Regions from separate parts of the Homo sapiens genome. Here region 2 is linked to region 1. The links are chromatin loops, found by intact Hi-C in ENCODE. Cell type or tissue: chondrocyte. All regions are shown on one strand.

Evidence for each region. A loop is a pair of places that touch in the nucleus more often than their neighbours do. Peaks named below come from ENCODE experiments on the same cell type or tissue, not always from the same donor. Only the 100,000 strongest peaks of a DNase experiment are listed, where the experiment ranks them.
Region 2: it touches region 1 in a loop (3-fold over the local background); 9 of 110 quality-filtered maps call a loop at or near these places.

The regions. Positions count from the first base shown.
Region 1 is chr2:711,818-716,817 of GRCh38, reverse strand. It overlaps LOC105373358 (a long non-coding RNA gene), which reads left to right. Exons shown (of 4, transcript XR_001739247.2): 2 at 2,581-2,746. Among named protein-coding and RNA genes, the nearest start is that of TMEM18, 37 kb to the right of the region's middle. In chondrocyte, CTCF peaks have their summits at 569, 769 (motif pointing left), 2,148 and 2,354 (motif pointing left); no DNase peak of the experiment used is centred here.
Region 2 is chr2:900,850-905,849 of GRCh38, reverse strand. It overlaps LINC01939 (long intergenic non-protein coding RNA 1939), which reads left to right and starts at 399. Exons shown (of 4, transcript NR_110179.1): 1 at 399-630; 2 at 3,891-3,958; 3 at 4,132-4,288. In chondrocyte, a CTCF peak has its summit at 2,448; no DNase peak of the experiment used is centred here.

The sequences.
Region 1 (5,000 bases):
TCCTCCCCTCATCCCCAGGGCTCACTGACCTCTGTGCAGCTGTCCCATCCCTGTCATCGTGGCTGTACTGTGGGGGCCCAGCCACGAAGTCAGCCTCACTGGCCCCACGGACCCTGCCGCTTCAGAGACCCTCACACGGAGGAGATTTGTCTCTAAAAAGACGTGGAGAGCTCCCTCCTGAAACTGCTTTTGAGCTGCCTCTAAGGAGCAATGTGACCTTGATCAAAGGGCTGCCTTGGCCTCTAGAAAGGAGGAGTGTGGAACTGAGGAGGCCTAAATCCCCTTCCCCGTGTCATGGTTTCCAAGGAGGACGAACAAGCTCCCCCCACACCCTTAACCCTGCTGCGTGTCCCCCACGCTGTACCTCGGTGTCACCACGTTTGAAAGACAGCGTAGATCTGCCTGCAATCACACAGGCTTCTGCTGACGCTGGCCTAAAAGTGATCACAGCGGCAGTCCCGACCCGATCCGCCGGCCCCAGCTTTCACAGCTTCAGCACTTGACGGCTTCACGAGGGATCCCATTAAGCTGTTGCTGCATGATAGATACCCAATATATTTTTACCAAATGAGTCAATTTGAATAATAATCTAGACTTGAGGTTAAATGAAAGCACAGAAAGGGTCAAGAATTATTAAAAGAACAGTTATCAAATGTTATAGAAATTCACCATTCAAGGAACGGGGGAGGTGGGAGAAAAGGTGCAGAATCCTTGTAAGTCTTTTTAGGACTGAAAGTCGAGAAAGCTAAAGTGAGGTGGTCATGCATCCATCTAGTGGCCAGGCTCAGTAACAGGAAAATTCCCCTCAGTCCCTACAGCAAGGTGATTCTCAGGGAAATCATTGGGTTCCTGAATCCCACGAATAATCAGTGATGGCTAGGTTATTTTTCTAATTATTGATTATTACAATAGTAACAAAAATTAGTTAATAGAGAATAAATCTAAGTAAGTTGAAAAGATATAAACAAATGATTAAAGGAAAATTATGCATTCCTTAATCGTGTTTTGAAATAAAAGCTAAAATAAAATACACCATGATCATTGTTCCCTATGGATTAATAGTTTATAATATATTTTACTCGGCTCACAAATGTGCCAAGCAAGACCGAGGAAGGCCAGACACTTTGCCTGAAGCCACACAGGAGCTTAAGGAACTCACGCAGGGTCAAGTAAAAAAGCAATGGAGCTGGGATCCAAAGCCAGAATTAGGCAACTTACACCACCAACTCGGGGGTTTGATGTAATAAGAGACGAGGTTAAGTTGAGTTTATTTATTATGCTTCACATGCTTCCAGCTGCATCTGAAAGGTGAGGGTGCATGGGATGGAAGAGGATCTAGCGGGTGGACGTGATCACAGCAGCTGCATCTGGAAGGCGAGGGTGCATGGGATGGAAGCAGATCTGGTGGGTGGAGGTGAGGACTACTGCAGCTGCATCTGGAAGGTGAGGGTGCATGAGATGGAAGATCTGGTGAGTGGACATGAGCATCCTGGGTATACTGAGTAAACTCAGCCAAGGATGCACTGCAGGAGGTGAGGAAGCTGACTGTGGTTTGGACGTGGTTTGCCATCTCCACCAAGTTCCATGTGAAACGTGATCCTCAATGTGTTAGTGTTTGGAGGTGGGGCCTGGTGGGAGGTGTTTACATCCTGGCAGGAGGTGTTTATGTCCTGGGACTGAATCCTTCTTTGTGAGGTATTGAGTGTGGCTTCACTCTCAGAGACTGGACTGGCTCCCACTGGAACTGTTGTTACAAGGTGCAGATTCTCCTTCTGCTTGGTCCTCTCCACATCTGTTCACTTCTCCTCTGACCTTCTCCATCATGTTATGACCCAGCTCAGAAACCCTCACAGGGAGCCAAGGCCAGGCCCTTGAACTTCTCAACCTGCAGAACAGTGAGCTAAATAAACATTTTTTCTTATAAATTACCCAGTCTCAGGTAATTCTCTTATAGTCACACAACAGGGAGATGGAACACGCCTGACGGGCCTGCCTCTGTGCCAGAGCAAGGTTTGGGCAGCTCGGGCCACCTGCACAGCCATGCAACCAGGGTCCCTTGAGCATGCAGGCAGGCCCTGAGGATGAAGTGTTGACAGAGACCAGCGACTTCTGTCTTTGGCCTTGAACAATTTCTCACCCTGGGTCCTCATTTCTTCTCTACAAATTCCCCTGGTACTGTGTTCACTTACTGCCCTGACCATGCTCCTCCAACCATTAAACCGCTACCCAGCTGGTTTCCCCTAAGCAATCTGGGGTTTATTCTCTGCTTTGCAGAATCCTTGATGTCCAGCGATGCTTCCGGTTCTCCTTCTTCTGGGCACCTGTTAAAACTGCACTCTTCTGCCCCCTTGAGGTTGTGCCGGGGCATTTGACTTGCCTTAGCCAGTGAAAAGTGAACTCTGCCATCGCTGGGAAGAAACCAGCAAGAGCCGAGTTCTTTGTCTCATCAGAGACACCAGACACGTTCTAGACCTTTGCAGTCCAGTATAGGAGACACCAGCCACATGTGGCTATTTAAATTTAAATTCATTAAAATGAAATAGAATTAAACATTCAGTTTCCCGGTTGCATTTGTCACAGGTCAAACGCTCAGAGCCATATGTGGCTCGAGGCTGCCATGTTGCACAGTGCAAATCCACAGAGCGTTTCATCCAATGGTATTGCCCTTGAAGGTGGGCATTCCACAGCCCGCGGCCCTGACGAGGGAAATGCACAGAGCCTCCTCCTGACCCGCAGCGCACATGTGGTAAGAAACAGAGCACACTTATTGTTAAAGAAACTAATATTTTGGAGTTTTTGTGTCAGTAGGACAATCTATTCTATCCTGTGTGTTGCAAGTTTCTCCCAAATTGCTAAAAAATAAAAGAGTAGCTCAAAGCCATACAAAAAAAAAGATAAAGAACATTGGCAAAGTAATCACATAGGTAAATATAAAAGCCAGCATCCACTGGGTATGGTGGCTCATGCCTGTAATCCCAGCACTTTGGGAGTCTGAGGTAGGTGGATCACAAGGTCAAGAGTTCAGCCTGGCCAAGATGGTGAAACCTGGTCTCTACTAAAAATACAAAAAATTAGCCAGGCGCGGTGGCAGGAGCCTGTAATCCCAGCTACTCAGGAGGCTGAGGCAGGAGAATCGCTTGAACTCAGAGGGCGGAGGTTGCAGTGAGCTGAGATCGCACCACTGCACTCCAGCCTGGGCGACAGAGTGAGACTCCGTCTCAAAAAAAAAAAAAAAAAAAGCCGGCATCATTGTATTTTTGTTTGTAACTCCCTTTTTCCTTTCCTACATAACTTGAAAGGCATAGGTGAGAGTTTTAGAGACTGGAGAAGCAGCTGTACATTCTGGACCCTCAGTGATACAGGTGACCAGAGTGTGGAGATGAACTAGACGTGGCTCCATCGCAACCCAAAGCCACGTGATGCTTTGTAAAAATGTTTCTCTGGAATTAAGTTTCAAAATATAAAGCAAGAATTGTCCAGAGCCGGCACCATTTACACATGTACCTCTTTCCACCATGATCTTGTCTGTCCAGCTATTACTAAAACCAGGGAGGGGATAAAACAATAACTGTAATTGCTGTTAACTTGGTGCACGCCACACAAGGGCATCCTTTGTGACAGCAACATCAGGCTCTAGAGCTGTGTAGGAGCAGAGTCTGTATGTTCCAGAAGCTATGCTGGATCAATTCAAAATAGATCGCTGTAAGATTAGAATGTTACTTGTAATGTCAAAGGTAAGCATAAAGAAAATAACTAAAAAGTGTATACAGACGAGAAATTAGTCAAGGATCAAAGGAGTAGAGTACGTCAATCAAATACAAAATAAGGCTGTATAAGGGGAATCGTGAACAACAAAGACTTGAAAACAAATAGAAAAATGGCAGAAGATCCTTCTTGTAGTTAATTACTTTAAACATAGAAGCATCAAACTCACTGGCTAAGGTATAAACTTGGCAAAATTTTTAAAATGACCTAGTAATCACAAGATTTGCTTTAGAGCCAAAGGAATAGGTAGGGTGAGGGGGATGGCAGAGAAGTCGTCCTGCAGGAAGATATGGAGAAGGAGCTGGGGTGCCGCACCAGGACCAGAAAAACAGACTTTAAGTCAAAAAGGGTCATAAGAGATGAAGAATAATTGATAAAAGAGTTTATTGATCTAGAAGATAGAAAAATTACAAGCAAATATACATCAAACAGAAAAACCCCACACTATATGAAGAAAACATTGACAGAATGGAAAGGAGAGTTCATAAAAATGTCAATATTCACTTCAGTAGTGACAAGAACAATATTCAGAGGAGTGATAATGACCTAGATGACGCCCGCAGAAAACCCCACCCACCAACAGCTGAACCGACATTCATCTCAAGCGCACACGGAACATTCTCCAGCATAGAAGAGATGTTAATCTGTGAAACAAGCCTCGACAAATGTAAAAAGACTGAATTCATACAAAGCCTTGTCTCTGATCACCAATAGAATGAAGAAATCAAAAAATTAAGCAACACACTCCTCAGCAACTAATTTGTAAAGGAAAAAAAATTGCAAAGGAAATTAGAAAATACTTTGGGATAAATACAAACAAAACCAAGGTTTACCAAAACTTATGATCTGAAAAGAAAGCAACCTTCAAAGGGAGATTTATAGGTAAAAAGGCCTGAAGTAAAAAAAAAAAATAAAAATAAAAGATCTCAATTGATAGCCTAACCTTACTAGAAAAAGAAGAGCAAACTAAACCCAAAGCTAGCAGAGGTGCGGAGATGCTGAAGGTTAAAATGCTGATCATCATAGTAGATGAGAGGAAAAAAAATAGAATCAACAAAACCAAAGATTACATTTTTTTGAATAAACAAAATTATCAAACCCTTAGCTCATTGACTAAAAAAGGAGAGATGCTGTAAATAGCCAAATACAGAAATAAAAGTGGGTACATTACTACCACCCTTTCAGATGTTGAAAGGATCATAAGAGAATGCTGGAAACAGTTGTATGCCAACAAA
Region 2 (5,000 bases), 190 kb before region 1:
ATGTGCCAGCGCAGGAGCAGGCAGAGTCTGTGGCATTATACCCAGCTGGTGGGTGTAGATGATAGATGAGACAGACCAGTCACCACAGCCCACAGATGTAGAGAGACAGACCAGTCAGCCCCCATGCCGGCATATGTGGACTGGACAGACATCACCTCTGGCCAGCACATGCAGAAGAGACAGGTCGTAACCCCCAGCCGGCAGGTGCAGAAGGGACAGGTCATAATCCCAGCCAGCAGGTGCAGAAAGGATAGGCATCACCCCCGACCTGGCAGGTACAGAAGGGACAGGTCATAATCCCCAGCCAGCAGGTGCAGAAGGGACAGGTCATAATCCTTGTCTGGCAGGTACAGAAAGGACAGGTCATAATCCCTGGCTGGCAGGTGCAGAAGGGACAGGCGTCACCCCCACCAGCAGGTGCAGAGGTGCCGTTGCAGCAGTTGGATGTGAGGCCAAGAAGCAGAAGCTAAGGGAGGGGGTCTGGGGCATCCCTGGAGCTCAGAAGCCAAGGCCCGTGCCTGCCCCAGGGCTGGTGCCATACATAGTTCCAGGTACTGGGGACGGAGGGTAGCCGATGGGGCCCTGAGCAGGACGTGCCTCTTCTGGACTTGACCACAGAACCCAAGCATGGTAAGTGTGCCTTATGGATGCCATCAGGTTGGCGCAATTCCACAGGAAATGGACCATCAGCCCTTCCTTGGCCCTTGGACTCTCCTTCCCGCCCCCACTGTGGGGGAACACTGCCTGTTCCCTGTGCTCCTGGGGGAAGGGTCTGGGCTCTGGGGTCAACCCTGCTCATGCCAGGCCTGGGTGGAGGCAGCTCCGCGGTGTGCTCTCTTAGTGCTCCCCCCTGTGCTACCTCGCCTGTGCTTCCCCTGTTCCTCTCATGCTCTCCCCAGTGCTCCCTTTGTGTTTCCTCTATGCCCCCTTCTATGCTCCCTCCCATGCTCCCCTCCATTCTCTCCTCTTGTGCTCCCTTTTGTGCTTCCCTCCCCTTCTCGCTCCATGTTCCCCACCCTCCACACGTGGCTCCCTCTTTGCTCTGCAATCTGAGCTGTGAGGGCCCAGGTGCTGCTCAGCTGCCAGGCCCGTGGCCCTCCCATCCTTTTCCTAACCCTCCTCTACTCCTTCCTGGGAGCCCCCACACCAGTGCTGCCAGGGAGGCCTAGACAGCCATGCCCGCTGTCGCACTTTCATAGTGGGCCAGAAACACTCACAAAAATTTATACTTCCACCTTCCTGTGCTTCCTTGTTTTAATGAGAATGACGCACCATCATTCAAGGTTTAGTAAGCAGCGAAATACGTCTCAGCTGTGCGAGGCTCATGTAAATCACCTTTAAGAAGTGAATGAAAGTGTTACATGTGCATGACAACTAAAGCTTTGTGAGACAGCCAGAGCCTGTTTCCCCCATAAAGATGTTTACACCTGACATGTGTGTGAGAATAGTGCCAGGAAGTTGAGCTCCCTGCTGAGGGTGCGAAGGACAGGAAAAACAGAAACAGAGAAAAAGAAAAGGGGAGTCTGTGTGAGAGAGAATAGACTGAGGGCAGAAACCAAATCAGCTGCCTGGTATAAAAATGTGCTTTGAGATAAGATAAATTATGGGATTTCATGTTAGTCTATATTAGCGTACATGAGGGATAAAATCTACTTCGTTATTAACTGATTTCGTTTAGTTTGCCTTAATTAGAAAAACTATTACAAATCACTATAAATGCAGAATTAACAGGTTGACGAGTGGCAACAAAATAATGAGTCCCATGGTGATAATTATGTAAAATATGTAAAATCAATTTTCTAATCATTGATTTACATAAAATAAAAACGTTAATTTGACTTTGGGTTGCCTGAAGATATTGGCAGCCACCTGAATCTAAATCTTTTCAAACATCTCCAAGATAACTATGCAGATGAGCATGAAGAACAACTTTACGTAGAACTCTTCCCTTGGCAAGCCTGGGAGAGAGAGGTGGTGTGTTTCAATCACCTGCAGGTGAAATAATCAACATACAACAGCAGATCGACTACCTTTGATCCCAAAGGTAACACAGTGGTGGACACTGAGGAAAGTCCAGGCACATGGACAGGAGGGACATGGAGAAAAGGAGCAGGAGCTGCCGTTAAGCAAAACCCACTTTGTGGTGGTAAAACTGCAGAGAAGCCTCCCAGGGGCTGGCAGCTCCAGGGAAGGGAGACATGCATCTCCAGGACCCACGTGGCATGCCCAGAGCTGCTTTGCCTCTGAAGAAAAGGGTAAATCAGAAGGAAGAAGGACCCTTAGGAAGCAGAGGAGTGAAGAAATAAAGAGAAGCAAGAGAGGAAAATGTGGGGTTCTGCAAGACCAAAGAGGAGCAGAAACCAGATGACACACCACTTTCCCCCAGGACAGCAGCGAGAAACAGAATGCTGCTGCACTGACAGAAGAGAGAGCTCTTGAACAAGGAATCCTATCCGCTGCCTCTAACGGTCAGAAGAAATAAGTAAACAAAAGCAGCCCAGCGTTATAAAAAGCTATTAGTAGAAGAAAACACAAAATGAGAATCAAGCCATTTCAGGTGATAAAAATGCACTGCCAAAAAACAACCGTGACAGAGAAGGGAACTGAGCACAATACTGCACCTTAAATTAAATATCCTTACCAAGCAGTTGGTTGAACAAGGAAAAGGACTTTTTAGTAGGAAATATAAAAATGACCAAAACCAAGAATGGTTGGATTGAGTGACAATTTGAGACATTCAAGAAAGGCAAGAAAACAACAAAAATTAAAATTAAAATGATTTATGAGAGTTCTCCAGTGAAACAGAATCCCTGGAAGGAAGAGTGAGCTCACGTAATTATGGGGCTGGCAAGTCCACAGTTTGCAGGTTGGGCTGGTGGCCAGAGACCCAGGAGGGCCAACGCTCCAGCTGGAGTCTGAAGCAGGTGGGCTGCAGAGTTCTCTCAGAGCCAGGGAGTGGGGGTCTTTAGGCCTTTAGGGGTGCAAGGCCTGGTGCAACCCCCATGTTATGGAATCTGCTTTTTACTTAAAGTCCACCAAAGTAAATTAATCTCAGGCACTGACACCCTCATGGAAACACCCAGAATAATGTTTGACCAAAAACCTGGGCACCCCATAGCCCAGGCAAGTTGACACATAAAATGAACTATCAAAATGAGTTATATTAAAAAAAGGGTCAGAGTGACATTGGTGACATGCAAGAGAGCCAACAAAGAGCCAGCATATGTCTAACTGGAGTCCTGAACAAACCTAGGGCCAGAGCTAGAGAAACCAGAGTTAGATAACTTTTCCAGAAACAAAAGAAGCATTGACGCTACATGTCAGAAGGGCCTACTGAGACCTGCAGGAACTGGCCTGGCATATTTAACCAAGACATAGCCAGATAAAACTATTGAACTTTAAAGATAATGAAACACAATCCTAAGGGCCTGAAGATAAAATATCACATTCCTCATCCAGGCCAAAGAACAAAGTAGGCATCTGACTTCTCAAGAGTGACCTGCAGAGTGAGGCCACAGTGGGGCTGCATCCCAGAAACCCCCTAATGGAGGTGTGAGCACAGGATCCTATGCCCAGCCTCTTGTCTTCTGCCCAATTTTGTAGTTGTTTACATCAGAACGTTAAGCCTGCCTCAGTTACTTCATCATGGCTGGAAAGATAATCAACATCTACTGCTTTTTTTAAATTAGAAAAACACAAAACAATGTTTTAGCATCTTCTTGTAAAATAATTTTTTTAGTGAAATTTTAATTGAACAAATGAATAAATGAACAATCAGGCCCTTCCTTTTTTTTTTTTTTTTGTTTGTGTTTTGAGACACAGTCTTGCTCTGTCACCCAGCTAGAGTGCAGTGGCATGATCTCAGCTCATTGCAACCTCTGCTTCCCCAGGTTCAAGCGATTCTCCTGCTTCAGCCTCCTGAGTAGTTGGGATTACAGATGCCCGCCACCGCACCCAGGTAATTTTTGCATTTTTAGTAGAGATGGGGTTTCACCATCTTGGCCAGACTGGTCTCGAACTCCTGACCTCATGATCCACCTGCCTCGGTGTGAGCCACCGCACCTGGCCAGGCCCTTCCTTTTATAATAATATATACAACTCATGGGTTTTAAACCTTTCACTTTACTCTAGTCACAGATGGACTCTGAGAGAGAAAATAGCACCCCTGTCCAAACATCACATGCCTGGCGGAGGAACGCAGCCTGGCCTGTGCAGCCGAATGTTGGAGAGTGCACCTTCCTCTCTTATTTTGTTTTATTTCCAGGGAAAGGGAAAGGAAGACATGCAGGTAATTTATCAACTAAATTACAGGCTGACTGATAATAAAGCTCCCCGCCCCACAAAAAAAGGAAATGATTGTGGGGTTTTAGTGGGTTTTCAATGTTCTTTCTTTACTCTCCACCATGAAAATCTATCATTAAAATACATTATTTAGTTTTTGCTTTAAAAGTTTAGATAATTCTACCAGTGAAAATGAACTTTCTAAAAATTCTACATAATTTGTCACTGGGTAGAAGTCCACAAATCTACCAACTTCCCACTGATTTTAGTCTTTATTGTATGATTTCCTTGTGCTGCCTACCAGAATTTCTTGCAGCCAGTGGGTAACTCAAGTCATACAATGTTAGAATAATAAAGGATTTTAGACTTTTTCCAAAATCTTCAGTTGTATATTTTCATCACCAAATAAAGTGTAGTATCCAAAGCAAAATTAAAGTAACATATTCCTTATCTTCTATCTAGAGCCAATACATATGGACTTCATTTATTGGATCATTGAATATGTTTTCTTTAAATATCAAGAAGCAATAACATCACAACTATTAACCTACCTATATGGTTTACATTCTAAATGAAATGTCAGGTTATGTATGTGAATAGAGACATATGAGGATCAATATTCTCCCATTTAGACTTTCAATCATGAATTGCAAAAGCATTTCTACTATGAATCATAGAAATATTTATTGCATGATAATAAAAGATTTGTATCTAAATAC